Linked DNA regions of Mus musculus: region 1 is linked to region 2. A link is a loop called in an ENCODE intact Hi-C map of the cell type or tissue named here. Cell type or tissue: left cerebral cortex. All regions are shown on one strand. Each heading gives the region's core, and the rest is flanking DNA. Links, peaks and the distances in the headings are about the cores only. Region 1 overlaps Zfp148 (zinc finger protein 148). Region 2 overlaps Snx4 (sorting nexin 4).

Region 1 (15,977 bases), core at 4,209-12,208, 180 kb before region 2:
CAAGTTATCCACTTGATCGATGTCAGCACTGCCTTCTGAGTCCAGTAACGCCTGCTTATCCACAAGCTCAAAAGCGTACTTGGAAACTTTGCTGTCTTCATAGCTGGATAGGGGTGAAATGGTTTGACTTTGCTCCAAGGGCTGCTTCAGACTTCTCTTACTATTGATTTTTTTGAGAACCAACTTGGGTGGGTGTATTTCTCCAGATGCATCTTCTAGGTGAGAGCCTCCCACTGATGAGTGTGGCATCTCAACAGCATACTCTGCCACCATGTACTCATCCTTTACTTTAGTGCTCGACGAGTAGAGAGGCAGGTAATCGTTCTTGTCTTTCTTCAGGTCAGATTTGTCCAGCACACTCTCCTTGTCCATCCCAGACGATTTCTTCTCAGTTTTTTGCCTTTTCTTTTTTGGCAGTGAATTATCTTTTGGTGATGTAGAAAAGCCAGAATCTTCCTCTGATGTCAGAAGGCCACCTTTGATGGCACATCTGTTTAGTTTTTTGTCGTGATTTTCATGGCACATACGTTTATGTTTCAATACACGATCTGTTCTGGAAAAATACTGTTGAAATCAGAGGTTGGAAGTGGTATTTTGTTGTTGTTTTTATGTTTGTTTATTTGGTGTTTTTTGTTTTTGTTTTTTTGGTCAACAAGGAAGAGAAGAAAAGAAACAAGATAATTAATATCAATATAAATAATTCTAAACCAATTCACTGATCAAGTTTCTATTATAAATCTGATCAGAGCCTAAAAATCTCAAATGATACTAGTACTAAATGGTGCCTAACTTGTTAGTGATTTTGCACTGCAGTTAAGGTAGGAGAGTTCAAACTGTCTGACTTACCTGTAAGCAGTATTCACACTGATAAGGCTTCTCTCCACTGTGAGTTCTTTTGTGCCTTTCCATGTGATATTTCTGTATGAATCTCATACCACATTCATCACAGCGAAATGGTTTTTCACCTAGTACATGATTTAAAAATTTTAAAACAAAACATTGTAAAATCATGGACTGTTTTGCCAAAAGAAATTCTTAACACAAACCAAAAGTCTGCCATATACTAAAGGCTGAAAGAGTCATTGGTGCACTGATGCAATCTAACAATTCTTGGGTACAGATTTTTAAAAATAACATATCACCTGGAGATTTCAATTATTTCTTCATCACATGTGGTGCACACCACAGCACACATACAGCAGTCAAAAGACAACTTGTAGGACTTGGCTCGCTCCTGCCATAGAGGTCCCAGGGTTTGAACAGACACACTCTAAGTCTTGACATCAAACACCTAAATGGATTCAGCTAGCTTGCTAGTCTGGGCATGGCTATTGTATTCTTAGGTCTTTGGGTTTTTTTCTCTTTTTAATTCTAAATGACTTCTACTTTTCTATGTATTGGTGGTAGACATATGTGTGTGTCGCTGAATGTGCAGAGGTGAGAGGACAATCTGAGGAGTCAGTTTTCTCCTTCCACCCTGTGGGTCGTAGGTCTTGAATTCAAATCATCAGGATGGGTACGGCTCTTAATTCCTTTAAAAGCACTTGGGAGTAAGTGAACTCTAGAGCCTAAGTATATCTTAAAAGAGAATTTACTAACACAAAGTACTGGGACAAAGTTTCCTAAGTAAGGTTTGAGGTTGGGAAATCATTTGTGGTGTGTGTGTGCGCCATGGCACACATGCAGTCCTGAGTGAGAGTCATACCTAGAACCGCAAAGCAAAAGTAAGGTTATTTCTTCTCTAATCTCAAAGCCAAGTTTCTCGTGTCATCTGTGGAAAGAATTATACCAGTGTGCTGTCAACCCGACACATGACTGCTCTCATCCTTTGACTCCCTAGAGATTTCTTAGCTATGGGGAACATTACTTTGAGTTCAAATAGCTTGTACTGATAAAAGGATGTCTGTGAACAGCAGAGCCAGGGTCATCTTGAATGCTTTCCCCACCATACAGTAAGAGTATGTTACTGAAAACTGTTAGAAAATATTCTCCTTCCCAATATCCTCCCACACATGTGTGTACAAGGTGTATCTTTCTACAATTTGAATGAAATCATTTATTTGTAAAGGTTTTTTTAGCTGACTCTTGCATTTTCTTCTTCTTTTTTTTTTAAAGATTTATTTATTTATTATATGTAAGTACACTGTAGCTGTCTTCAGACACACCAGAAGAGGGAGTCAGATCTCATTACGGATGGTTGTGAGCCACCATGTGGTTGCTGGGATTTGAACTCAGGACGTTTGGAAGAGCAATCGGGTGCTCTTACCTGCTGAGCCATCTCATCAGCCCTGCATTTTCTTCTTGAGGTAAGGACTCACTACATAGCTGTGGGCCTGCGTCTTTCTGATTTACTCTTGCTACCTATTTCCACATGTCGTCTTAGAAAGCAGTACAGCTGATGTCCCTGATTTGGGAACTTTGGTGTTTCTACTGCTGAACGGAAGTGGAAATAAATGACTGATACATCTTTTCTGTGAAAACGAAAACAATTTAATAAAATTTCTTTTGGAGAAAAAATTTTTAATGCTTTTCCCTTGGAGGGTATGAGAGCCTCTCTTGGAAAAAGAAGCCTATTTTATATAAACTATTTAAATAATTTTAAGACTGGTATAAAAATTTAAATGAAGAGTAAAAAATTTGTGATTTTTTAAAAAAGTCATTCAGGAAGGCATAACACGTAAGAAAAAAAAAATCTCAGTATGTTCCACAATACTAGGTTTCTAGTGCCCAAGGGCTCTGGAGTTTCTTAGTCCTGACTGTGATGTTTTGCCTTGGTCACTTGATACTGCAGACCATAGCAGCCTATGAGTCAGGATGCAGGAGTCCTCTAACAGATGGCCACATGCTACAGTTTGAGTGTATTCCACAAAAGCTGCTGTGTTGGAAGCTTGGTCCTCACTATTATGGTACTGGGAGGCAGGGGATCTTTAGGAAATGGAGCCTAGCATAAAATGATTACATCATCAAGGACAATACTCTCAAAAGGAACAAACTTCCTGTTTGTAGCATCTATGATTTGCTTCTTGCAAGGAAACTAAATGGATGCTCTGGACCCCCATTTTCCCTTCAGATCTCTCCAATTCTGTCATGATGCTACCTGATAATGTGGTAGGTAGGGGTCCTGACCAGAGGTCAAGTTCATAGAGCTCTATCATTTTCACTTTTAGCCTTCAAGTGGTGAGCTAACAGAACTTGCTTTCTCTATAAAGTACATATGAGTATAGCAAGGACCTACACTTTATGCATAATCTACTGCTCTATAGCTTGACATAATATGATTTTTGACAGTCTGAACTAATTCTCCTTGTTTAAACTTTATTGTAAATCAGATTTATCCACTACCCTATCAAAATGGTTCTTTTCTGCTACACAGTTTTGTTGTTTGAGACAGGGTCTTGATATGTATGCCAGGCTGGCTGGAAGCTTGCTTTTTTTGCCCCAAACTGGTCTTAAATTCACCATCCTTCTGCCTCAACCTTCCAAGTGCAAGGATCATGGTAGGTATGACCATACCAGGGTCAGGACGGTTCTTGCAAATCACTCAAACAACTCTCTCTTTAATTTTCTCCTCAAAGATACTCCTATTGTCACTTGGCAAGGCACGGTACAGTAGTCGCTGAGCCTGCTGCCTTTCTCCTTTTATGTTATTTTCTTTGGCAAGAGGAAAGGTCATCTCTGGCCATGGCTTTAATTATGCTCAAATTTGATCCCCAGACCCATACGCTTTGTCTACTCAACGTATCTCTTTTTTTTTTTTTCATTTTAGACTTATTTATTTTATGTGTATGAATATCTGCTTGTATGTGTATATGCTTACCACATGCGAGCCTAATGCTGGATGAGGCCAGAAGTACGTGTCAGATCTCCTGGAACTAAAGTTACAGGTGGTTGGGAGCCACAGTGTATATATGCTGAGAATTGAACCTGGATCCTCTGCAAGGGCAGCCAGTACTTTTTAACCACTGGATCATCTCGCCACTCCTGACATTCTGATACTTAGGATCTCAAATACATAGCATCTCACAGTAAACTGAAGATTGCTAACCGCAGCGTAGATTAAAATGTTGCTACTAGTCACTTAGCTGTCTGAGCCAGAGGCCTGTACAACCTTCCGTGTCTCTTCCTATTTTTCCAATTAACAGGTCCTACTGATTCCTCTAAATTTCCTACTGTCATCATTAGTTCAAAAGAATTTCCCAGGCTGGAGGGGGAGGTAATGTCCTTCTAACTAGCTGTGTTGGCCACCTTTCTCTTGTTGCAACTAATATCTGAACTAGATAATTTAAAAGACAGATTCACTTCGCTCACACGTTCACAGGTTTTGGTGTGGCTGGCTCCATTGGCTTTGTATATGTGATAAGGTAGAAAACAGGTCTAAGGCAGTGGTGGCAGCCATCAAAAGGCTTAGTGGTAAAAGTGCATGCCATGTGTTCCCACAAGTTTTTATCACTTTGATATACCTAGATAACCATAACGAAGAACTGCCTCCATCAATTGGCTTGTGGGCGTGTCTATGAGTGATTGTCTTAACTGTCAATTGACAGTGGGAGGGCCCAGCCTATTGTGGGTGTACCATTTCTACACATGTGGGCCTAGACAGTGTAAGAAAGCAAGCCAAGCTGGAACACTGAGCAAGGAGCAGCGCTCTCCCATGGTTTTGGCTTCTATCCTGGTTTCCTAAATGATGGGTTGTAACCAGTAAAACCCTTTCCTCCTTCAGTTGCTACAGAAACCTGACAAATGGACCTCAATCCCTAGAACCTGGAGTGAAACCAGAGAACTGACTCTAGGTTTTGACTTCTGACCTCCATGTGTGTGCATAGCACATGCATGCCCAAATCCATGTCTCTCTCTGTCTCTCTCTCTCTGTCTCTCGTCTCTCTCTCACACACACATACACACACACACACACACACACACACACACACACACACGATAAGTAAACTACTCTTAAGGACTGCTAAAACAGAATTGCTCATCTCATGATGGCCAGGAAGCAGAGAAAACCAGGAAAGAAGGGAGAAGTTGTAGCCCCCACGGACTACAAACCCCGGTGACCCCGTTCCCACAACCAGGCCCTACTTTAATTTTTTACTCTTTCCCAATTATGTCATCATTATATGAATCCATCAAAGGGTAATCCACTTGTGTTGTGACTGAGGTCCATCAGCTAAGGGCCAAGCCTTCTAAAAACATTTTAAAACCCTAACAGCAGTCATCCTGCCAGGACACATTTTCCTCTTCTAACTCCACAGCACAGTAAGAGACACTGATCGCTTTAAAAGCCTATCAGTGGTCCAAGTCAGTGTAGCCCTGGCTGTCCTAGAACCACTCTGTAGACCAAGCTGGCCTCAAACTCACAGAGTTATTTCTGCCTCTGCCTCCTGAGTCTATCTTGCCTATCAGTGGTCTTAAGATAAAAGAAATTTCGAGTCTCTTTGGCCTCTGCCTTTCTCTTGGATTCAACTTCTCAACTCTAACCCTTCTTTAGTTTCAAAAGCTGCCATGTGCATTCTTCTACACACTACAACCCTGTTATTATCATTTAGTTACTTCTTTATTACAATGAATGGAAAGAATTTAAATAGTCAAGAAAATGTATTACTAACTATAGTATAAGTAAACTTTAAAATAATGAACTCAATGAAAAACCTAGGGCAAACATATCTGTGACCTAGACATGGTAGCACAAGCTGAGAACACCTGTACTTAGGAGGCAGAAGCAGGAAGATTAAGAGTTCAGGGGTACCTTTGGCTACATAGTGAGTTCAGGATCAGCCTAAGCTATGAGATCCTGTTTACCCCAACCCCACTTTGAAAAGAAAACCCCACCTCCGACGAAGTTCACTTAGTCTTAGTAAAATATACTTGACACTCGAAATTTATACTCTACCACTTTAGTGTTTAGTGTTTAAAGTGAGATAGGGTCTCACTACATGCATAACCCAGGCTGGCTCAGTCTCATGGCGAGCCACTTGTCTTAGCTTCAAGTGCTCGCACTATAGGCATGAGGACCCACACATGGACAAATTATTTATTAAAATATCTTAAGAGTAGACATTTTAAAATATATTATATAAATTATTATGCTAAAAGTAAGATCATGCAGGATTAAGAGAAGCAACATAAAATAGTACTTGAGAGTATTGGTTCCACAGCCAAGAGCTAGGTTTAAAGCTGGTCTCAGTATTTAGCTAAAAGACTACAGATGTTATATAAACCTCCAGAGTTGATATTTTCATCAGTAAAATGGAACCATTAGCTCATATCTCAGAACCAAACATTAAGTGGACAATTTATGAAAATTAGTGGTGATTTGAGAATGAAATCTGACACAATGCAGTAATTCAAGAATATGTTAGCTATTAACATAAAGTGAAGAGGCTGGTAGTAAATTAATGTTATTACACCTACAAACTAATTATAGTTATAATTCAACAACTAGGCCATACATGCCAAATGAAAACATTCTTAAACTGAACTTGGGCAAAACTGAGATCAGAATTATTAAGCTCAACACATGGACTAGTAACCACACTCCCAGGAGCTTGCTCCTAATGTTGGGAGCACTGAGACTGAGACCTAGCACGCTCAGGAGGTCAGGAAAGAGCAGTCATCAGGCTGGGAGCTGTGCACCAGCCAGGAAAACTACATTCTACAGAAGAGCATCCGAGACCAAGCACAACCTAGGAGGGGAAAATCCGGACAGTAACATGAGAACATGTCAATTTCAGGTTCAACCCAACGGGCAAAAGAACTGTGGCCTAAAGATCCTTAATGAAGAAGTGACTTTAGCCAGGCGGCGGTGATCAACACCTTTAATGCCAGCACTTGGGAAGGGAGGCAGGATGATCTCTTGTGAGTTTGAAGCCAGTCTGGTTGAATGAGTTCCAGGGCAGACGGGCTTATAGAGAAAATCTGTCTCAGAAAACGAAAAGTAGGGCTGGAGAGCTGGCTCAGCGGCTAAAAGCACTCATTGCTCTTTCAGGGGTCCTGAGTTCAATTCCCAGCAACCACATCATGGCTCACAACCATCTGTAATGGGATCTGATGCCCTCTTCTGGTGTCTGAAGACAACGACAGTGTACCATATAAGTAAAAATAAATCTTTGTGAGAGAGAGAGAGAGAGAGAGAGAGAGAGAAGTAAAAGAAGTAGGAAGGAAAAAAGTAACTTGAGAACACTTCAATGGGAAGCAATTTTCAAAACCTATCTTTCTGAGATAGAATGCTTTTTCTTTGCCTAAAATGAAAAGTTCTAAGAATTGGAACTCTAAAAACACTGTATTATGTTTGCCTCATTCATTCATTTTAAACTGTAGGCTAGTCCAGGCATAGTGGGAGACAGGACATTCAGGAAGCTGAGGCTAGAGAACTAAGTTCAAGGCAAACACAGGCCACAGAGAAAGATATGGTCTACTCATGAATGAGTTTCTCTTACAAAGCTTTGAAAGGATCTATTTATAAGACTGTATATGTAGTCTAGTCCTAGATTCCTGAGAATAAAGCAGCTAACATGGGACCTGCTTCCTAGCTTCTAAGTATTCATGTTTAGACTTCTTTGTTTACCCAACACACTAGGAAACTAATTCCCTTAAGTAAGAGAAAAATCCCAAGAAAACCCTAATCATAACTTCAAGTAGCTTAGAGTTGGTCTAGGACAGTAGCTCTCACCCTTCCTGATGCTGCGACACTTTAACACAGTTCCTCATGCTGTGGTGCCCCCAACCATAACATTATTTCGTTGCTACTTCATGACTGTCATTTTGCTTTTATGAATAGTAATTATCTGGTATGTGGCCCTTACATGGGGTCATAACCCTCAGGATGGGAACCCCTTGTCTAGAACGAGGTATGAAAACTGGAACAGAGCAGCCTGCTGAGCAACATGAGCACGGCCACTGTCACCTGGTGCTGTCTCTCTTGAATGAAGGCTGGATATACTGCGCAGTCTGGCCTCACACTGTCAGCCTCCAGAGTGTTGAGATTATAAGTTTGCACCACCAAACAAGTTTAACATTCCATTTTTTAAATCAGCCCAGCTGTACAGTTGGAGTACACATGGGTACAAAGCACCTTGGCCTATTAATACTAAGTAATTAACATCCCAAAGGCATCTAGCAGATCTAACTTTAGGCATAATATTAATTAATGGCAAATGTCATCTAAATGTGACATTACTAGGAATTAGTAAAATGAGCGGGTTTCCTATTATTACTATGTGCAAAAAGAAATGATTTTGTAATTCCAAAACATAGAAACAGATTTTAAAATGCATAAGTAAATACTGTCCTGATTTATAGTATCTGAAGTTAGCCTGTTTCTGAACGTTACAGGCAGCACTGACAGTACGCGCTTTAAAGTAACAGACCAACAATGAAGACAGCACTCAGCACACACATGTCAGCTGACACCCCACCCCCAATTCCTAATAAGGAAAAAATCCTCCTCACCAGACTGTTTTCCTCCTCTTCATACAACACTGTATATAGGCATCTCAGCCTTCTCGGTGAATTATTAGTTATACTAAACATAATATATAAATATATACTAAATATAATCTCCTAATTAATTAAAGTATCAAGGGATAAAAACCAATCCTCAAAAGCAAACTTTATCACTAAATGTGTTTCCTAATCAGGGCCTTAATTAGGGGCCTTAGGCTTTCTGATGACTCCCTGCACCTAATGCCTTATTATTTTGCTATAATAAAAAGACCTGCCAGCTCCTATTAACTGTACTCTGCACTGCATTTCACATACACTGTTTTTATGCTTTTGTTTTTGTTTTTTTTTTTACATACACCCAAAAAAGTGTTTATTTTAGAGTAGTAAATAACATGATAAACAGTAAGGCTTGAGAAGTGTTCAAGAGGCAGGGACGGGGAGATGACAGCTGACGATAGCACAGCAGGAGAACTGTAGTTCAAATCAATTTATTGTCAATTCCTACCAAAGAGGATTCCAACTGTTCCTCCCACAAAGAAAAGACAACCGCATCAGGGAATGAATGTGCCCACTGCCCTGATCCCATCTCTGTACACTGTACACAGGCGCTGAAGCACCGTTCTGCCCCCCATAAAAATATATACTCTTAATGTGTAACAATCATAAATAAAACTTATATCAATACAACCTGGGGGGACTCTGTCAGAATAGAGCAGCCAAGATAAATATTCTTAAGTATACACATATTTGCATGTAAAATCTAGGCAGTGCAGATCAAAGAAAAGATACTTTCACAATGCCCAGATTCACTTAGTGTGACTATCTCCAGCTGCACCCATTTACCCAGAGATGAAACACTTTGCTCTTTATCGCTGAAGGAAGTCCACTGTGTATATTTACCACATTTCTTTACTTCTTGTTGGTTTCATAATTTAGCTGCTGTAAATTGTGCTCTATTTAGTTAAAAGTGTGATATATTGAGTAAGAATAGAGAGAGTGGCCGCCCTCATCTCATTCCAGGGTTTAGAGAAAATGCTCAGCTTTCTCTCATTTACTATGATGCTGGCTATAGTCTACAGCATACACTGTTTACTATGTTGAAGCTCGCTTGGTGTCTTCCTAATCAAGGCACACACACTGCATTTGAGAAATACAGTTTGAATGCTGCTTTATGTTGACCACAGAGTATGAACACTGCTATTATACAGAATCCACATACTCTGATGCAGAATCAGCCATCTCTCTCCTCTCTGTATTGGGCTGTCAAATAGCTAAAACAAAACGAAGCAGACAAACCTCCCCCCCAACCCAATCACTACAGGTCCTATGGCCATGAGGTCACCTCCTTCCTACACATACACTATGTTTTTTTGTTTTTGTTTTGTTTTTTTTGGGGGGGGGGGGTTCGAGACAGGGTTTCTCTGTATAGCCCTGGGTGTCCTGGAACTCACTTTGTAGACCAGGCTGGCCTCAATTGTTTGTTTTTTAAATCTTCTTACAACTACAGTAGAAAGACAGCTAAGTGGTAAAGGTGACAAGCCTGGTATTTAAGGGAACCTGATTAACTCCTGGGACCCACATGTGAAAGGCAGAAACTGGCTCTCTCAAGTCGATTTCTGACCTCCACACATGCAGTGTGTGAACACCTTGTAGAAGCCAGTTCTCTCTCTTCCATTTTGTAAGTCTCAGGGATCTAACTCAGGAAAGCAGGCTTGGCGACAAGCACCTTTACCTTCTGAGCCATCTCCTGCCTACATTTTCAGGTTTTAAAAACAAAGCTGTAATGTTTTCCTGTTTTTTAATGCTTGTGTTAAATCATATACAAATTTGCACCCTTGGCTACGGATTAATACTGATAGTGTGCAGAGCCTTGGCTTATGACAGACTATGACTCTTTTGGTAAACGATCATCACATACTTGAAAAGAATGTGGGACAGTAAGTTTTGGATGAATGAGCTCTAATATGTATGTCCAAAGCACAGTCCAGATGTGTCCACATCCATGAATTGCTATGAATGTGGCCTAGCACATTTGTAGATGACGCATTACGCATCTCAATGTCAACGGGCTGAGCAGACCAGGTCCCCGTGGTCATGGTTCCAGTTCTTTTCCAGCTGATTTAAAAAATAATCTGATGAACAACTTGCTTTTATTTTTCCTTTCTGTGTTGGCTTGTCTTACACATTTAAAAACATCCAGTCTTCTGATGTTACCAAACCTTGGTGACATGTTTTCCATCTTTTCTGTTTGATGCTTGAAAACTCTTCTTTGGCTGTGTTTACTGTAGCCATAACTGTCTACAGTGTATGCTTTTCTAATGTTTTCGTGTTTCCTCTTGCTGATCCTTACGTATAAAAGATGTCTCCTGATCTTTGACTTGGTATAGCCTGACTCTATTCTGGAGTATTTAAGCTATTTACATTAGGACTTTCGGATTAAACATAATCATATACCACTTGTCCACTATTGGATCATTTGGTTTGGGGTTAATCAGGTACAGGCCTCTAGCCCAGAATTTCGAAATCTGAAATGCTCCAAAATCCAAAACTTTCTGAGTGCCAAAGTGAGACAGGAAGCAGTTCCACATGCAACCTCTCATGGTATGGATACTATACCACAGTGCAGCCAGCTGAAGTAAGTCTTATCACATAACCTTTTAGGGTATATGTGCCACCACAGCAATAAAGTTCCTGTGATACTTGGATCCAACCCTAAGGCATCTTATGCAAAAGCAGTTATTACAAAATCTAAACCATTTCAATTTTAAACACTTTGAGTGTATCTCAAAGTGTATCTCTTAGCAGTTTCTTTTCCTGTGTGTTTGATTATATGACTGTGACTTGCTTTAAAATTCTCCTCCTCTTCTTCCCATTTTGCTTTGGTCCATGTAGTTCTTGCTGTCCTATATATAACTTGCTCTGTAGCTGGCCTCAAACTCACACAGATCTGCCTTAGCTACATATTTGATGTCCCTGCCACTCTTCTGTCTTTCTCTGCCTCTCCATGTTTTTCTCTTCTCTTCATCACTGTGTGTGTGATGTATATGTAGAAGGTGTACATGTGGAGGCCAAAGGACAACTTGAAGGAGTTGTTTCTCTCTCCCCACTGTGTTAAGGCAGGGTCTTTCTCGTTTCTATTGCTGTGCTCTGTACTCCAGGCTAGCAAGCCCATGAACTTCACACACATCTCCTATCTCTACCTTCTGTAAGAAATGCTGGGATTATCGATGCACACCACCATGTCTGGCTATTTCACCACCACGTCTGGCTATTTCACAGTTCTAGAGGTAGAACTCGGGCCATTAGGGTTGCATGACCGGAACTTTTACTGCTGAACCATGTTGCTGGTCCTACTTCCTTGTTTTCATATGGGATCATTTTTCTTCCATCTAAGGAATGTTTATAGCTCTTAAATTGTGGGACCACTGATAATAAATGTTCTTGGTTTCTGTTCATCTGAATACAGTTTTACTCCATCCACACTTTGGATGGATAGTTTCCTGGGTACAGAACTCTATACTGATTTAAAAATGGATCTATAAAGATGCAATATCTGATGACTTTATTATCTTTACTGAAAAAAAAAAATGAGCTAGGGCCTGGGATATAGCTCAGCTAGTAGAGTGTTTGCCTAGCACACAGAAGGCAGTGGGTTTGATCCCTAATACTATATAAATGAAGTGTGGTGGTGTATACTTGTAGTCTCAGCACTGGGGAGGTATACAGCCAAGACCAGAAATTCTGAGTTATTCTCAACCACAAAGAGAATTCAAGGCCAGGGAAGGATACACAAAAGCCCATCTAAAACAAAAATGGACGTTCACTGCCATAGGTGAGAGCTGCTCTCAGCCCTGGTCACAGACCCTTCTGTTTGCAGCTACAAGAGTTAATGTAAAGACCCAGAAACTGGAGTCCTCACCCCTAAATAGGATGCCTATATCACCCCTCCAGAGTCCAGGGGGCACAGGCATCAATGCTATGCTGTACCTTCCTGGAACCATATGGCTATTGTACCCATTTATTCACAGCATCAATGCTACCTGCTCCAGACTTCCACGAAACTGTACCTATGAAAGCACTCAATCATGGATGGGGAGATCTCCATAAGGCCCCACCACTTTCTGAGACTATAGGCCCTTAGTGGTTACATGTGGAGTGAGTCCCCTTCTCACTGGCAAGTTGCCCCTACTAGAGTACATGACGTCCAGCAGTGCTCATACAGGCAGTCCTAATTAAAATGCAGTGGTCCCCAGAGAGAGAAAGAAGAAGATGAGAAGTGGAAGGTCAGTGGGAGGAGGAGTGGTGAAAGGCTGGTGACAGGAGAGGCAGTACTCAAAGTATGGAAGCATGAAATTATGAACAAGTACACTAACAAGAAAACTGAAACGCAGGGAGGAAGTTAGGTACTGTTACTATGAAGTTTCTTGGGGGGCAGGAACTTGTAAAAGCACTTGCCACACAAATCCAACACCTCAGTTTGACACCCAAACCCATGGTGGAAGAAGGGAACCAACTCCTTGAAGCTGGCCCTGCTCTCCATGTATGTACTCTGGCACATACCTGTGCACACATAACTTTAAAGTATTCAGTCTTTACAGGTTCAGTTATTTTGAAATGAAAGCCCCCTACCCCCTTTTGCTGTGCTGGAGAGGAAGAAGAGCCTGGCACATGTTGGGCAAGCACTGTAACACCAAGCTGTGCCCTCAGCCCTTGGTTTACACTGTGTATGTAGCCTTTCTGCCCTTCTCCAGAGTGCTGGGGCTGCAGACATACACCAACACCTGTAGCTTGCCTGTATGCTTCCCTCCCGTGCTGTTTGGTGTTAAAAGGACTTTTGAGTTTAATTTAGTGTCTGTTCTAAATATTTAGAAGCATGGTCACTCTCTGCTAATGCTGTTAGTTCCAGTTCATTTTTAGAATTCTAATGACAAAGGTATACTCCGCTATAACCTGAATTCTAGCTCCACCATGTGCAGATTCTCTCACCCATCTGGTGTAGAGCATTACAGACTGACTATTCCTGAGAGAAGTGAAGAAATGTTTATACTATAAATCTGGGTGTTTTCCATGTTATTTTTCTCTCAATGACTTCCAATCTACTAATCTTCTCTTTTGTAGCCTCTTTTGTATCACTTACTATACTGTTCAATTCTAGAACTTTCAAGAGCTTTTCATAGGATGCAATTCTTTGGTAAAATTTATTTTTCATCTATTTTCTATACTACATAAGTGACAGTTTACACTTTAAAGTCTCCTTCTGATATCCCTACAAAGAACAGCTCTATTTCTGGGCTGTTATTTCCTCTTATCATTTGGCTGCTCTAGTCTCTGGCTGAGAAGCACGGGCCAGGTATGGGGCGCATGCCTGTCAGCCCAGCACATGAGGCAGAAGGATCACAACTTCAGTGTTATCCTCGGAAAGTAAGTCTGAGAAGGGTCTTAGAGAGTTATGCCAGAGTATTTGGAAACAAGCTCAGCAATATTAAAATAGTACACCTGAAACTTTATACAGCTGTTGCTGACAGGAGGGAGTGCTCATGGGATTTTTTTTAACTGACTTTTGGATTAAATATGATTAGAAATGAACACAGGTCTTGAACTGAAATTACAATGAAATTTCACATATAATGTACTAACTGCATTTTAGTTTAAGTATAGCATTAATCTTTCTAAACAATGTTAAGTATAAAATAGTCACATACTTAAAATATTTTCCAATGACAATACAATATGATTGTGGGCATTTTCCTTTTATTTATTTATTTATTTATTTATTTATTTATTTATTTATTTATTGAAGTTGTTGTGGGCATTTTCCATTTATTTATTTATTTATTTATTTATTTATTTATTTATTTATTTAATGAAGTTGTGCCCAGTATCTGTGTCTGAAATACAATATGTAGGCAATGCAAACTCAAATTTACAGTAATTCTCCTGCCCTCTAAATGCTGAGATTTCAGAAATGTGCCATCAGAGCTGCTCAAATTCATTTCTTTTTGGTGCTTTAGTTGCATTAAAAAAAAAAAAAAGATTAACCAGCTGTCTAGGAAAATATGTGCTATGTAAGTTTGTATGATATATATATGTGTGATATATAAGATAATATAATGAGCTTTTGTTTGTTTTGCAGGGCAGATGCATTTGGACTTTATTTCATGCTTGTGCAAGGCAGCTAAAGGGCTGAAACAGTACAGTCAATGAAGAAGGGGCCCACCACCACTCCTGCCAGCCTCCACTGCATACTGTACCCTGCCTGGTTTACAGGGTCAGGATTCCAGCATGGCTCTGGCCTATTAACATGAAAGCCCAGGCCAGCGGTTTTGCCATGTTATGACAAGGGCTGGCACAGCTTGGCTTTGGGCTGGCTGACTGACTGCTAGATGTCTTGGAATATTATGCCAAGTGCACAAGGGAATTCAACGCTAAGGCCATGACTGTGACATGAACTTCCCCAAGAAGAAGAACCCTCTATTATCAGCCAGGGTAGCACCTTGCAGAGAGACTAGGCAGTGAGACCCAGCACTTTACAGACACAGAGGCAGTACTGGTACTGGCCATTAGTGGCCACAAGTGAGCCAGTGGACAAGTTAGCTGCCATACTGTAGGGCTAGCACACTAGCTGGTGACCCTTCAAAGGCCTTAGTATAAAATCATGGGTAGTGGGGATAGAAGCACTAAACCAAAGCCCATTTACCTAAATTGTTGATTTTTTGAAGTAAATAATAAAACTTGCACCTCCAGGCCTTTTCTTACATGTTCCAATTGTAATAGGAAAAAAAAAAATCTAAGCCTAGTATCTGCCAAAGTTTTAGACTTACATTTCTACATATTTCAGAATATATTAATGTAAACTCATTACCCTTTTATTTTTTTATATCACAGCAAGAAATAGTTATATGGTTCGGGGCCAGCCTGGTCTACAAAGTGAGTTCTAGGACAGCCAGGGCTACACAGAGAAACCCTGTCTCAAAAAACAAAAGAAAGAAAGAAAGAAAGAAAGAAAGAAAGAAAGAAAGAAAGAAAGAAAGAAAGAAAGAAAGAAAGAGGGAGGGAGGGAGGGAGGGAGGGAGGGAGGGAGGGAGGGATAGTCATATGGTAAATGATGTTAACTGTTACATGATCCAGGAAAAGATTGAAGTCTTTTCCATCAATCTACAGCAGAAAAGGCACTAATTATATATCTGATAATCTCAAAACTCAAAAGTAAGAAAATAATCCAATGTTTTTTAATGAGTGAGGGAATTATCACTCCATCAATGCGAGTAAGAAAACAACAACAACAACAAAAGTCCAACCTTTTAGAGCCCTAGGAAAGTGTAAATAAATACAGAACACTGGCTACTCTGATATAGAACCTGGGTTTGGTTCCCAGCACCCACATGATGGCTCAAAACTATCTGTAACTCCAATCTCAAGGTAACCAATGCTCTCTTCTGGCCTCCATGGGTACTAGGTGTGCATGCATTTGATGCATGAACATGCTTGTAAACAAAGCACCCATACATGTAAAATTAAAATGCCATAATAAA
Region 2 (15,977 bases), core at 4,988-12,987:
GTTTACCCAAACTTATGCGTGGTGGCCAGCGGTAGCCAGCACCACCCTGCAACGGCACATGTGGCTTCCCACAGTTTCTGAGGCAATAAAACAAAAGTTCTTTTCGTCTTTGGGATCTGGCTGTACTTCCTAGTGTCCCACCTGACCCTAAGCAGGTACTGGTCATAGCCTGCCCAAGGCTTAGTACAATGGTTGCTTCCCATTTGGCCTTTAGGCTCTGGGAACTGCAGAAGCGCCTATGCTATGACAGACAAACATAGTTTGTGACCATCTTAGAGTTTCTATTGCTGTGATACAATTCCATGACCGTGGCCAAAGCTACTTTGAGAAAGAAGAGTGTATTTCATTGTACACTTCCAGGTTAGAGTTCATCACTGAGGGAAGCCAGGGTCTAGAGGCAGGAACTGAAGCAGACGCTTGCTGGCCCACAGTGAGCTGAACCCTCCGACATCGTCCATCCATCGATAGATAGATAGATAGATAGATAGATAGATAGATAGATAGATAGATATAGGTAGGTAGATAGGTAGGTAGGTAGGTAGGTAGGTAGGTAGGTAGGTAGATAGATAGATAGATAGATAGATAATCACCACAGGCCAATCTGGTGGTAGCATTCTCTCAATTGAGGCTCCCACTCCCCAAATGACTTCAGCTGTGCCAATTTGACAAAATGGTAACCAGCAGAGGAACCAAGGTGCTCTATGTGATGAAATCCTGCTGAGTTTCTCGGTCGTGTCCATCAGCGTGAGCACAACCCACTTGTCCCCAGATTTTCTGAAAGCAACAGTTATTTCTCAGTATCTGTCAGTCCTTACCGCCTGCATTGCCCCAGGCAGGTTTCAGAACCATGAAGACCAGGACAAGGCACCTAGTGATAGGTGCTGCTTTGTGTGAGAAAGTAGGATTGGCTTCAAATTAACCAGCCAACCTCCCTTTCCATATCCACTTTATGGCCTTGTTTCTGTCATACACTGGGAGAAGGGTGTTGTCATTTGGAATGGCTTTGCATGTTGGGAGAGAATTAGAGGTGACTTTCTGTTGGGCACAGTGGTACATACCTTTAATCTTGGCACTCAGGAGACAGAGACAGATGGATCTCTGAGTTCAAGGACAGCATGGTTTATATAGCCTGGTCTATCTCTGAGTTCTAGGAGAGCCAGGGCTACATAAACAGACCTGTCTTAAAACAAGACAAACAGGCAGGTGACTTCTGTTAGAATGCTTTGCAGCTCTCAGAGACTCCCATCCCCAGGCTGTAGTAATCTTTTTGTTCAACTTAATGCTGTTGCAACATTGTGAACTTGTTATTTGCTTGACCTGGTTTTGTTTGAAGACAGGGTCTCACTATGCAGCCCCCATCCACCTGCCTCTGCCACTCTAATTCCAGGATTAAAGGTATGTGTCCCTATACCTGGTCACTTTTTTTTTTTTCTTTTTTGAGTGGGTGACAGTCTTGAGATCAGACCACTCTATGTAGCCCTAACTGGCCTGGAACTTGCCATGTAGATGTGGCTAGCCTTAGACATGTAGCAATCCTCCTGTCTCGGCCTCCCAGTCATTAGTATTAAAGATGTGAACTGCTTGGCCCTCGGCCAATAATCTTCTAGCCAAAACATGAGTGAGCCATTTTGAAACCGACAGCCCAGGAACACTGGCGAGCTGTCCCCACAGAGTCCAGCCTGTGGAATGACATTGAGCGAGTCTGTGGTGATGGTGCTTTAAGGTACTAACTTGCTAGTGGTTCTGCTGTCACTAGTAACTGGTACAGTTACTAAGGTCCCCCATGAGACCCCTCCACAAGGTGGGGCAGGCAAACAGCACCTCTTCTTTTACACATTCAGAGTGGATGGGCTGCTCCAGGATGGCTACCGATCTCATCAAGAAAGTGTCTTTGCAATTGTATCCAACTCTAACCCTGTCTTCTTCCACCTGCTTGGAGAGTTCAAGACAAACAGAACTGACTTTTTGTTTGTTGGTTTTGGTTTTGGTTTTGGTTGTGGTTTTTTCGAGACAGGGTTTCTCTGTGTAGCCCTGGCTGTCCTGGAACTCACTCTGTAGACCAGGCTGGCCTCGAACTCAGAAATCCGCCTGCCTCTGCCTCCCGAGTGCTGGGATTAAAGGCGTGGGCCACCACGCCCGGCTTAGCACTGACTTTTTAAGATCATTTTATTCCTGTTTGTGTATATGTGTGTATGTGTGTATGTGTGTCTGGGGGCCAGAGGGGAGATTCCTTGGAGCTTGAGTTACAGGTAGCTGTGAGCCACCTGATGTGGGTGCTGGGTGCAAGAAATGTGTGCTCCAAACCACTGAGCCGTTTCTCTAGAGCCCAAGAGGTCTCTTCCTCTCCTCTTCCTCCTCCTCCTCTTCCCCTTCTTCTTCCTCTTCCTCCTCTTACTTCTCCTCTTCTTCCTCTTCTCCTTTCCCTTTCCTTTCTGGATGGTGCTTTAGTTACATTTTGGTTGTTGTGGTGATAAAATACCAGGGCAGGGGCTATTAGATGGCTCAGTGGTTAAGAGCATTGGCTGCTCTTCCATTGGACCCAGATCTGATTCCTAGCACCCACACATGGCAGCTCATAATTGTCTGTAACTCCAGTCTCAGGGGATCTGATGCCCTCCTCTGGCCTTCACAGGCACTAGGTATACACATGGTGCACAGACTTACACGCAGGCAAAATACCCATACACATTAATTAATTAATTAGTTAATAAAAAGCAAAACACCACAACCTAGGCAACTTATAAAAACCAGCACTTAATTAAGCTTATGGTTTCAGAGGGTTAAAGTCCCTGATGGTGGAACAAAAGTTTGGGGGCTGAAACTGCTGAGAGCTCACATCTTAAATTTAAATTAGGGCAGGTGTCCTGGCACAGGGAGGAGACAGAAAGAGAAACTAGGAATGACAAAATCTTTTGAAACTTCAAAGCCCACTGACAGTGACTCACCTCGTTCAACACCTCCTAATCCTTCCCAAACAGTTCCACCAACTGGGACCCCACATTCAAACGTATGCGCTTTCGAAAGCCCATAGGTAGGTGTTCCACCACTGAAGTATAACCCCACTCCTAAAAATCCATTGAAAAGAAGGTTGTTTTGTTTTGTTTTGTTTTGTTTTGTTTTGTTTTTCAAGACAGGGCTTCTCTGTGTAGCCCGGGCTGTCCTTAAACTCACTTTGTAGAGCAGGCTGGCCTCACTCAGAAATCCGCCTGCTGCCGGGCGTGGTGGCGCACGCCTTTAATCCCAGCACTTGGGAGGCAGAGGCAGGCGGATTTCTGAGTTCGAGGCCAGCCTGGTCTACAAAGTGAGTTCCAGGACAGCCAGGGCTACACAGAGAAACCCTGTCTCGAAAAAAGAAAAAAGAAGAAGAAAAAAAAAAAAAAAAGAAATCCGCCTGCCTCTGCCTCCCCGCCCCCAAAATTTTTTTATTATGTATATATAATGCTCTGCAGGCCAGAAGAAGGCACCAGATCTCATTATAGGTGCTTATGAGCCACCGTGTGGTTGCTGGGAATTGAACTCAGGACCTCTGGAAGAGTGGCCAGTGCTCTTAGCCTCTGAGCCATCTCTCCAGTCCCTGAAACTCCATTTATAAAATGCTTACTTATTATGTATGCATTCGTGTGTGTGTGTGTGTGTGTGTGTGTGTGTGTGTGTGTGTGTGTGTGTGTGGTGTATGTGTGTGCACTCGCACGTGTGCATTCATAACAGGGCATGTATGGAGTTTACAAGACAGCTGTGGGAGTCAGTTTTCTCCCTCTACTATGTGAGTGAGTCCTGGGATTGAACTTAGGACATCCATCAGGCTTGACAGCAAATGCTTTAACCTGCTAAGCTACATTGCTAGCCCCTAAGATTACATTTTCCAATTCAATGTACACAGGAATTCTGCCTATGATCACTGATACACCAGATAGCATTAAAATTAGTTTTTCCAGTTAGAGGGGGACCCAAAGACCCTCCCTCCTTTTCAGTTTCGGTGGCAAGAGTGGAGGATTGCCCGGCTTTCAGGATGCAGGTCCATCATGCAGAGCAGTGATTTTTTGTTTCTACTTCTTTTTTTTTTCTAGACAGAATCTCATATAACCCCATGTTAGCCTTGAACTTCTGATCTTTCTGCCTCTAACTTCCAAGTGCTAGGATTATACATTTGTGCCACACTTACACCCAGTTCTCCTCCTCTTCCTTCTTTCTGCTCCTCCTCCTCACCCTCTCCCCCTTCCCCTTTCTCCCCTGTTCTCCTCCCCTATCCTCTTTCTCCTTCTCCTCCTTCTTTTTCTTTTTTTTAAGTAAAGTCCTGGCCAGATTCTACTTGAAGGCTCTGCTGTATGTTCAGGAGACATGGAGGTGACCACCCTTTCATACGCCCACAGCGGTCCCTGGAGTGATAAAATGCCCCAAGTTCCACAAATCCCCACCTGTGCAACCCCAAGGACTGGGACTGAGTGTAGGCCAGCCTCTCTGAACCTCAGTTTCCTCATGTGCAAAACATAGAGGATAACAGAGTCTGTCTCATGCAGTGCCTGGGAGGCTGAGCTGGGTGGTCCTCAGGTGTCTGTCCTCTCTCCTTGCCTCTCACTTGTGTGTTTAGTCAACGGCAACACTGATTGACCTTCCTGCGCTGAGGGGGTTTGGGTGGGGGCTAGCCTGCTTCTGCATCTCCAGGTCTCTGCAGATCACCATGGAGGGACCGGAACAGACCAGAGCCAGGCCAGGGCTGGGTGGAGGGCGAGCAGGTTAGGTAGCCAGTGTACAAACTGCGAGGAGGCTGCCTCCTAGGGATGGCCTCCTTCCCACCCCAGCCCTAGGTGTCCCCGTCCCCCAAATGGCCAGGGGCAAAGTATGGTGCAGGTATGATGGGTGCTGAGCCAGCAGACTTACCTCTATAGCTCTGGGTGGCTTTGTACACCTTCAGTCACCTGGCCACTCAGAACAGCACAGGGCTGGGAGCACCCCAGCTGCGCTGGACCCACAGGTGTAGGCGGGGCTGGGGGCCTGCTGCTCTAACTACATCCCAGCTGGGCTGACTTTGCTGATCCAGTTGCCTTATTTTACCTTCACTGACCCCATGTGGCTGTGACTAAACGCCTGGGGAAAGCAAGTTAGCAGAAGAAAAGGTTTGCTTTGATACGTGGATTCAGGTCATTGTGGTTTGGCTCCACCCCTTTGAGCCTGTTGGTCAGGCAGTACAGCACAGGGGAGAGTATGAACCAGAGGAGAGCTGTTTCCCTGTTTCTGGGCAGCCAGGAAGGGTGGGGGGGGGGGGGCTAGTGTCCCAGCATTCCCTTTAAGGGTGAACATCCATCACCTGACTTCCTTCTGCTAGGCTCCACCTCTTAAAGGTTCAACCACCTTCCCATAGTGAGTGCCATGGCTGGCAACTAAGTATTAAAAGCAAAGCATAGGGCTGGTGAGATGGCTCAGTGGGTAAGAGCACCCGACTGCTCTTCCGAAGGTCCGGAGTTCAAATCCTAGCAACCACATGGTGGCTCACAACCATCTGTAACAAGATCTGACTCCCTCTTCTGGAGTGTCTGAAGACAGCTACAGTGTACTTACATATAACCAAAGCATAGGTTAACAAGATGGCTCAGAGGATAAAGACACTTGCCACCAAGCTTGTCAAGCTAAGTTGGATCCTTGTCTTGGGCTCCACATGGTGGAAAAAGAAACTGACTCTCAGTGGTCCTTTGATCTTTGAATGTGTGTGGTGGTGGTGGTGGTGGTGGTGTGTGTGTGTGCGCGCACACACACACTAATAATGATGATGATGATGATAAATATTCTTTTAAGATATGGTCTCACTATGTAGCACTGGCTGATCCCAAATTGTCTATGTAGACCAGGCTATCCTTGATCTCACAGAGATCCACTTGCCTCTGCCTCCCAAGTGCAAGAATTAAAGGCATGCGCTACCTTGCACAGTTAAATAAATTCTTTTTAAAAGATCCAAAACATAGCAAAATGGAAGGAGTAGCTCACCTCTCAAACACAACTCTACTCTCTAGCTGCTTCTTAGCTGGCCTACCATGAAGGGCTTCCAGATGGTGCCCCTCCCCCACCTTGAGACACTCCAGCCTGAGTTCAGGCCCCCAGGGCTCATGGGTACCCAGCACCTTGAAGCCAGATGTTCTAAGCTGCTCCAGGGTTCAGGGAATAAAGCAAAGAGACGGGCCTAGGGTTTTGTAGCAAGTAGATTTCAAGTTTTACCAAGGTCAGGATGAGCAGGTGGAGTGACCTGGGAGTGGACCCATCTGCATGCATAGGACTGCACGATGGCCCCAAGCTGTTTGTAGCCAAGCTTAGTTTTCTGCTTTTTGCAGCTCAGCATTGACTGGGAAAAGAACTCAATTGTCAAGTCCCCTTCCCTCTCCCCACTCCCTCCTCATGTAATTGTTCTGTTAGCACTTGCAGACATTTGTACTAATTAGTTAATTTCATTTTATGCCTAGTTAGGGCCCCAAATGGGGAATCTACAAATTAATGTCAACTCACGAGGCAAATCAATGGACTCCAACAGCCCCCAGCCTTCTGGTTCTGGTTTGAGTTTCTAAGCAGCCAGGATGGGATATTTCCTTCGAAATCCTCAAAAAGGCAATGTTTCAGATTCATTGAGTGCCTAATTGCACGGCTCATGAGGGAAGCTCCCATCAAAAATGAAAACGCAGTCTCCCATGAGCCTCTGCTCCTCTCTTCTCTAGCCTTCACCACCAGCAGGCTCAGCCTGAGCCCAGTTCCAGACACAAACCTCACTGGCCTGCCCTTCCCTGACCCTTCCTCCCATTCTAACAGGGACTGGTTATCATATGAGGAAGACCTGTGTGTAAACATAGCAAAGTCACTTTCCCTCTCTGGCCTCAAGCTTTCTCACAACTTCTGGGGAAATGGGGTTGCTTTCTCAAGGAAATGAGAGGCCCTGCTAGGAACACAGAAAATGCATGGCTCTTGTGATGTTGTTGCCTGGGTTAGCCTGGTACTACGTAGTTCAGGATGGCCTCAAAGTCACATAGCCTCTCTTGTTCAGCTTCTCAGGGGCTGGTATCAGAGGCATGGGCCACCATCCCCAGACTGTCAGGTTCTGGACTAGGATGTGAAGAGAGCAGGGGTGGCCATGGCTCAGGGGAGAGCTGATGCCAGCCGAGCGACTGGCACTTGTGGACCACTAGGCCATATTTGACTTGTGCTGGCAGCTGCAGGGAGGAGCAGCCTCCAGCTTTACAGTGATGTCTGGGGCCTGAAGCTTCTCCTCTGGCTGTGGAGTAGACAGACAAGCACGATGAGACCGGCACCTGCCAGTGACCAACCCATGCTGTGAGTTCAAAGATCTCTGTCCGCAAAACACTGAGTGTGGGGCCGGGCTGCTCGTAGGCTGACCATGTGAAGAGAGATGTCTGTGTGCCAGTCCCAAGTACCCTGTCCTCGAGGCTTGAGTGGGTATGGTCTGGCTCCGTGCCAACTGCTTTGTCAGCAGAGGCAAGCAGAAAAACAACCTTTTAAGTCCTTCATGATGTGTGTGTGTTGAAGAATATATGGTGAATCTTGGTTTCTTAAAAAAAAAAAAAACCCAGTTATGCTATGTGCATGTTTTTGTTTTAATCTCAGGTGTGGGATAGAGGTTCCTTTAGTTTGTCCACAGCTGCTGTGATTTTTTTTTCATATTCTAGGAGGGGTGTGATCTTTGCCAGCTAAAAAATTGTTTATATTTGGAATTCTGGCGACTCTTGAGAGGGTATAAATGCGAGAGCCCTGAGCACGCGTGTGGAGGCTGCTTCTGGTTCCTCCTGCTTCCTCCTGGGCTCTGCTGCACTTGCTATTGCTGGATTGCTGGTTGGAGATGTCCTGAAGATAGAGATTGGATTTGCCACGGAACCCAATGCCCCTAGTCAGCAGGAAGTAGTATAAAGAGGTCTATACCTTTCCCTTCTAAACCTCTTTCTTACCTAGTGTTGCGGTGGGAGGATGGAAGGCATTAAGGTGGAATAAGGACTGGAAGTGTGGTAGGTATAAGAACCCAATAAAATAACAACAACAAAAATATCCAAGACAAAAACACAAGGACATACTATACCATCTTTCTAATCTAAAAGTGTGAAAACTTCTCATCTCTTCATTCTCCCAAGTGGAGTGTGTATTTCTCTTTTTGAAATAGTTTTTGGAGGCATTCGGGTATATTCCCAGCCTGGACAACATGACAAATCCTATTCTCAGAAGGACTGGGTTAGGATGTGTGGCTCAGTGGTAGAGCACCTGGATTCTCCCTGGAAGCCCTCCTTAGAGGACAGGCAAGCTCAACTCCCCCTCAAAAGGCTTCACTGCGTAGGACAGTGAGGTATCATCCAAGCCTGGTGAGTCCCCAGAAGACAGTCTCCTCTGAGTAATTACATTGCCAAAATGTAGGTAGAAAGGTCCAAGTTTAAAGGTCTGTTTACTTTATTGCCCTTTTACCACATGGACTGTGCCTGCTTGGTTAATGTTTATTTTGTTGAATAATCTAGTTTTAGTCACATCAATAAAAGTCCGTGCTACTTTTATAAAACAAAAACCAGTTTCAACCAGAGGTTTCTCCTGGGTCCGTTAGCTTTGCTGCCACCTAGTGGCACACTCCTAGAGTGCAGGGCTGGCCATATGGGACAGCCACCAGAGTTCCTTCCCTGGGCTAGAGTTCAGGGACTGCCTATAAGTGAGGTAGCCAGCCTGACCGAGGTTTACTCTAAATTCTAATTTCTACATACTAAAATAGAAAGTTCTCTATATGGGGGCAGGAGATTGTCACAATCAAAAGAACCAATGACCATCAAATGCCTAGTGTCCTGTAATTATTCAATGTCTTGGTGGAGAACTTGCTCTCACGGAGTGGTTTCCAACTGTTTATTATTATTAAGTATTATTATTAGTCTGTTTATTTAATGTGCATTGGTGTTTTATGTGCATGTATGTTGGCATAAGGGTGTCAGATCTTCTGGAACTGGAGTTATAGACAGTTATAAGCTGCCACATGGGTGCTCAGAGTTGAACTCATGTCCTCTGGAAGAGCAACCAGTGCTCTTTACTGTCGAGCCATCTCTCCAGCCCCTCCCAGATGTTTTTTTATAGATTCCTGGTCTCATGGTTTCTGTCACTGACCCCAGTGATATTACAGACAGGCACTACATTGTCAGGCACAACCTAAGTCTACGTTGGTCAGGCACTGTGGACCAGAGGTGAGAGAGAGAGCCCGATCAGGAGGGGTGTGGGTAAATCTAGCAAGTGATATTTAACAAATAAAGAGAAAGTCAGCCAGGAGCCCAAGGACTGGGAGAGGGCTGCCTGGATGGCGGCACAAGGGGGCACTAAGTCAAAAACACTGCAAGATTTTAAGAATGAATGACTCAGCAGAAGACAGCTGAAGATTCCAATTTTATAAATCTATAAATGAATTGAGCATGGTGGCACACATCTGTAATGCTTGTAAACTTGAAGGCTGAGATGGGAAGACTTGGAGTTTGCTAACCTGGGCTACACAAGATGCTGACAAAAATAAGGGGTGCAGAGGTAGTTGTCGCTAATGCGCTTGCCACACAGACACAAGGGCCAAAGAATCCACCCCAAAAGCTGGGCACACTGAGGATCCCATCCCATCACTGAGGAGGAAGTAACCGGTGAACCCCAGAGTTCACTGACCAAGATTCAGGGAGGGAGCATGGCTATGGTTGCCAACTGGACATGCCAGGGAGGCGGAAACCCCAGTTCAAGAACTGCCTCCATCAGACTGGCGTATGGATATGTTTTGGGAGCATTGTCTTGACTGCTAATTGATGCGGGAAGGCCCAGCCCATTGTGAGCGGTGCCTTCTCTGGGTAGCAGCCTGGGCTGTATAAGAAATGTCAGCTGAAGTGCTCCTGTGGGAAAGCCAGTGTTCCTCCATGGTCTCCACTTCAGTTCCTACCTTGAGCTCCCTTGATGGATTGACACCTGTAAGCCAAATAAACCTATTATTCCCAAGATGCTTGTATCACAGCAACAGAAAGCAAAGGACATATACCTTTAAGGTAGGTTAAAATGGAGAAAAGAAAACGAGAAATTAGGCAGCTGGGTGTTGCTGTAGAAGAGAAGCACTATTTGTTGAGACAGAGTCCCACAGTGTAGCCCAGGCTGGACTCAAATTGCTTGCTGATCCTTCTATTCCAGCCCCCTAACTCCTAATATGACAGATGTGCACCACATCTAATGATGCGGGAGATTCTGACACATCTACACTATACTTGATAGATGAGGGAGAACAAAACAGATTACAATAAGGAAAATACTTGGACTCCAGTTTAGAGGCTTCCATAGTGGCCCACAGGGTGCACTGACCCCTGGTCCCTATAGCTATCCTTAATGCATACCAGGATTTGATCCTCTGAGCTCTTTCCATACTTACAAGCCAGCCATTTCAAGCACTTCAGGCTGCGTCCTCTCCAGGGGAGCTTCAGCAGTTTCAGGCCATGGTGTTTCTGAACAGAAGCATAGGGAAGCTCTCCCAGAGGAGGTAATGGGGGAGACCGTACGTCTAGGCACAGGAGGGGACCGAAGCTGAGCCAAGTCAGGCAATCGAAGTGGCCTTTCCAAAAGCCTGAAGCAATGAGAAGCCGATGCTGTGGTGCCCCAAGTTTGTGTGCTTGGATGTTAACCCCCAATGCAACAGTGTTAAAAGGTGGTTGGGCCGGAAGTGGTGATGCATACAAACCTGTACCCTCAGCACTCCGGAGGCACAATCAGGAGAATCTCTGGGTTTGAGGCCAGCCTGGGCTGCACAGAAAGACCCTATTTCAAAACAAACAAAAAGAGGCGTTGGGCCAGGAATTGGTTAATGTTGATTATGGAAAGGCTTTTAGTCACCCAGTCTCTTATGCTATCCTCCTACCCACCTGCCTGGCCGCCCACCCAGCCACCCATCCGTTTTTTGAGACAGGCTGCATCTAGCCCAGGATGAATTCATACTCTACATAAGGAAGGGTCCCCTCCACTTCCGATTCCCCTCTTCCTCTGTAGTCTGTCTTCTACCATGTGCTGACTCATCAAGATGGCAGATACAGCCTCTCCATCTTAGGCTTCCCAGTCCCCAGAGCTGTTCTGCTTTTCTGACCCAGGTATTGCTAAGTGGCCCCAGGTGGCCCGTCACTTGTTGTGTAGACCCAGATGAGTTCAAACTCACAACAATCCTCTCATCTCCATCTCCCGAGTGCTGAGATCACACCCATACCTTCCCCTATCTAGAATTTTTGTTATGATCACATAAGTTAGGCCTGAGGTCTGCACACTGCCTCCCAGGTGTGCCCTTTGCTGCTTCCTTAGCCAGCCTTCGTTCAGGCAGTGTCCCTGTCATGGATACACAGGTGCTCCCCCAAGAGCTTCAGTTTCCACCTCTCCCAGAGGACAGGGGGCTTCAGTTACTCCTGGGCTGGTGTCCATCGCAAACTGAACCTGAGCTGCCCAGGGCTCCAGGGTCAGGCGGATATGGGCGATTCCTGAGGTCCCTCCAGTTCCTAATGGGGGTACTAGGAAGCCTGCTGTTTGGGGCCTAGCTCATGTAGGACAACTGCTCTAAAGCCACCGGTAAGAGGTCACTGGCCTCCAGCTCACAGGCCAGGGTGTCATATACCAGCTCATGTTTAGGAAGGAACTGGAGAGTTATCGTAACCGTAACTGCCTGGGTAACTGAGCAGCAACGTTCATCCCGGCTGCACTTAGTCACCTGTTTCCTTGAGTCCTTCCCATACCCGCCTCACAGTAACCTTGGCCAGTCTCAGCTCAGCCTCCCAGGCTGTTGGAAAGGCAATGGAAGTGGCAGCCACAGGCTCTTGGGGGAGCTACACAGGCCAATTGACTAGGAGTCATTTCCCTCTAGTCTTAACTACTTAAGGCTTTCTGTTTGATTGGGGGGGGGGGCATGGTGGGAGGTCTAACCATGTTGTCTACGTTGGTCAGGAATTCACAGACTCAAATGATCCTTCCGCTCAGTGTCTCCTGAATAGCTAAATTATAGATGCAAGTAGGTACTGTACTTAACATCTAGGCTTCAAAGATCCTGGAATCCTGTCTCTGAAAGAACTGCTTCTGTCTCAGGGCTCTGTAAGTTCTCAATCAAAGCCTCTGCTACGACAGGAGTGCACCACGTCTGTCCATGGGGGAGATCTTGACGCCTTGTACTGGCTGGTTTTGTGTGTGTCAACTTGACACAAGCTAGAGTTATCACAGAGAAAGGAGCCTCCCTTGAGGAAGTGCCTCTGTGAGATGCAGCTGTAAGGCATTTTCTCAATTAGTGATCAAGGGTGGGAGGGCCCATTGTTGGTGGTAACATCCCAGGGCTGGTAGTCTTGGGTTCTATAAGAAAGCAAGCTGAGACTATGCCGGGGCCTAGCAAACACAGAAGTGGATGCTCACAGTCAGCTAATGGATGGATCACAGGGGCCCCAATGGAGGAGCTAGAGAAAGTACCCAAGGAGCTAAAGGGATCTGCAACCCTATAGGTGGAACAACATTATGAACTAACCAGTACCCCGGAGCTCCTGTCTCTAGCTGCATATGTATCAAAAGATGGCCTAGTCGGCCATCACTGGAAAGAGAGGCCCATTGGACTTGCAAACTTTATATGTCCCAGTACAGGGGAACCCTAGGGCCAAAACGTGGGAGTGGGTAGGTAGGGGAGTGGGTGGGGGAGGGTATGGGGGAACTTTTGGGATAGCATTAGAAATGTAAATGAGGAAAATACCTAATAAAAAAAAAAAAAGAAAGAAAGAAAGCTGAGCAAGGCAGAGGAAGCAAGGCAGTAAGTAACATCTCTCCATGGCCTCTGCATCAGCTCCTGTTTCCTGACCTGCTTGAGTTCAAGTCCTGACTTTCTTTGGTGTTCAACAGCAATGTGGAAGTGTAAGCTGAATAAACCCTTTCCTCCCCAACTTGCTTCTTGGTCATGATGTTTGTGGAGGAATAGAAACTCTAAGACACGCCTGCCTCTATAACTGATAGATGAAACAGAACAAAACAAATTACAATAAAGAAAGCACTTAAACGTCACAGTTTAGAAACTTATTACTGGCTGGGCCAGCACTCGGGAGGCAGAGGTGGATTTCTGAGTTTGAGGCCAGCCTGGTCTACAGAGTGAGTTCCAGGACAGCCAGGGCTACACAGAGAAACCCTGTCTCGGGGGAAAAAAAAAACCAAAAGAAAGGAAGGAAGGAAGGAAGGAAGGGAGGGAGAGAGGGAGGGAGGGAGGAAGAAACTAACTTATTACTGGCCTAGACGAATCCCTACAGCTATTTTAACACATACAGGACATTTTTATACATTGAACTCTTCCATCTTAACCCTTCACTGCTCTTCGGATGTACTGCACAATGGAAAGAAATGGAGATGGAAGGCTTTGCTGTGCCAAGACCATAAGGTAGACCTCATGTGAGCTGCCCCAGATAGGGGGATGAAGCCAGCTGCTTTTCCAGTTATTTGCAGCCAGACACAGCATAGGGACACTGCTGGTTTTCTTTGGGCTGGGCCAGTATCTCTGATGTGATAGTTAGTCCTAATGAGGTATAATCTGTTACATAAATTTACTCACTATATAAACATAGATACAGATATAAAACCAGGACTTCTCTCCTTTCTCTATACCCACCCTCACACCCACATAAACTGTGTGTCTGCCAGTGAGGCAGGAAAGCCTAGGGAGTAGCTCAGCGACCTGGGACTCCGCTTGGTTTGGGCTCTAGCACTGCACTGGGCACCTGAGACTCTTACGTGCATCGACTATGCACACATCCCTCTGAACAATGCACCTATCAACCTGTTAGCAATCTGGGTCCTCCAAAAGCTCTGAGCTGTATACACGCCCCACTGTTTTGTTTTTAAATAAATGACTTTAACTATCTAAGGATAGTTTAGTGGTATTCATTACATTCATACAAAATGATGGCACTGATTACTTAGTTCTTTTCACTTTTTAATCTGAAATTCCACCTCCAGTCCTGGCAATCACCCTTCTAGTCCCTGTCTCTATGGTTGGGACCTCAGTGCCACATAGCTGTGACCACAGCTATTTGTCTATCTGTGGCTTAGTCAATACTATAGAATGCAGTAAAGATTAGCCCACATAACAGCATCTGTTAAGAGTTCTTTCCTTTTCAGTGCTGAACAATACTCCACTCAATGTATCAAAAAAAACCCTGATACCTAATTTTTTAAAACCCATTTGTCCATCAATAAATATTTATGCCAGCGGTGGTGGCGCATACCTTTGATCCCTACACTCCAGCACTGCCGAGGCAGGTGGATCTCTCTGAGTTCAAGAACAGCCAAGGGTACACAGAGAAACCTAGTCTCAAAAAATAAAATAACCAAAACCAAACCAAACGGCTGGAGATGGCTCAGGGGTTAAGAGCACTGACTGCTCTTCCAAAGGTCCTGAGTTCAAATCCCACAACCACATGGTGCCTCACAACCATCCACAATGAGATCTGATACCTTCTTCTGGTGTGTCTGAAGACGGCTACACTGTACTTACATACAATAATAAATAAATCTTTTAAAACAAAACAAAACTCAGCTGCTTCCATGTTCTAGGTGTCATGAGTACTGCTGCTGTGTGCACAGGCGTGCTCTCCTTTAGAAACCCTGTTCTCCATTCTCTCAAGTATTTACTCAGAAAACGGCAATACTGGATCATATACTGGTTCTTTTCTCCTTTCCCTGAGGCAGCGTGGTCCCTTGCAGTCCCGTCTCTAACTCTCTAAGTGACCCAGGAGGTCCCCTGGGCTTCTGATCCTCCAGCCCCCGTCCGCCTCCTGAGCCTGGGCTTACAGGCCAGGTCAGAGTTCTCAGTGCTAGGACTCAATGCCAGTACTTCTCTCCAGCTAGGCAAGCACTCTACCTAGCTGCACTGTGAGCTCCTTTGTGGGCTGAAGGGTCCTACTGTTTCAGCCTTATGCAGCTGTGATTACAGGCACACACACCAGCACATTTGGCTTTAAATTCATCTTTCAAAACACATATTATAAATCTAAACATACAAAACAGATACCCCCCAACCCCACCACAAAAAAAACCTTATCACATTCTGTTAAAAGTCATTTTATGAAAGAGGTTTCTTTGGGGGTCAGGGGTCAGGGGTCAGGGGAAGGCTTCGCTTTGTAGCTAGCTCACGCTGGCCTGGAACTATGTAGCCTAGGCTGCCCTCCCTCCTGAGTGCTGGGATCACCCGAGTGAATGACGCTTGTCTTCTTTACTTTTCTGTGGTGATAGGAATGGAACCCAGGGCCTGGCACACACGGAGGAGCACACTATGAGCTACAGCCCGAGTCCTAGGCTGTGATTTTAACTACCAAGTAGAAGGGTGTTTTGTTAATCAACAGAGGTTGGCACACATAGAAGAAAATGTGTATCACATTGAAAAATTTTGCTTCTACCAACCTTATCTTTTCGAAAACCATAGCAAAGCCAAGAGTGGCTCATGCCTTTAATCCCAGCACTCACTTGGGTGGCAGAGATAGGTGTTCTTTTGAGGCAGAGATAGGTTTTTGTGTCTAGCCTTATCTATAAAACTACTTCCAGGACTGGGCCCCCAGGCTACATGAAACCCTGTCTCAAAAAGAATCAAACCAGAGCAAAACCATAACAAAAAAATTTAAATCTTTTCTAATTTTAGTATCTTGTTTCTCAAAACACCAACATCAGGCCACTTTAAAACATAATATGGCATGCATTATTTTCTCACAAAAAATCAGGTATTTACATACATGGATCATCTTAAAATAATACAAATCTTCTGGAAATAAACACAACACTTCCTTTATTATATAAGTTTGGCAAACAGCACAAAAATCCAGCAACATTTTAAACATGTAAAAAAGTCAAATGTCAAACAGTACTGAGTATAGTTTTAAAACATTAGAAATAATGAGTGCACGGTTAGGAGGAGTCTGCAAGCTGGCAGAGAGTGTGCTTGGCTTCTGAACATGTGCCATGAA

What was found. Hi-C counts contacts between places; a loop is a spot of excess contacts. Peaks named below come from ENCODE experiments on the same cell type or tissue, not always from the same donor. Only the 100,000 strongest peaks of a DNase experiment are listed, where the experiment ranks them.
Region 1: it touches region 2 in a loop (2.4-fold over the local background); 2 of 42 quality-filtered maps call a loop at or near these places.

The regions. Positions count from the first base shown.
Region 1 is chr16:33,480,333-33,496,309 of GRCm38, reverse strand. It overlaps Zfp148 (zinc finger protein 148), which reads right to left. Exons shown (of 9, transcript NM_011749.4): 8 at 847-965; 9 at 1-564. Among named protein-coding and RNA genes, the nearest start is that of Slc12a8, 30 kb to the left of the region's middle. In left cerebral cortex, for the core only: no CTCF peak of the experiment used is centred there; no DNase peak of the experiment used is centred there.
Region 2 is chr16:33,299,362-33,315,338 of GRCm38, reverse strand. Snx4 (sorting nexin 4) reads right to left here. Exons shown (of 14, transcript NM_080557.2): 14 at 15,777-15,977. Among named protein-coding and RNA genes, the nearest start is that of Snx4, 56 kb to the right of the region's middle. In left cerebral cortex, for the core only: a CTCF peak has its summit at 8,594 (motif pointing left); DNase peaks (open chromatin) are centred at 8,594 and 10,903.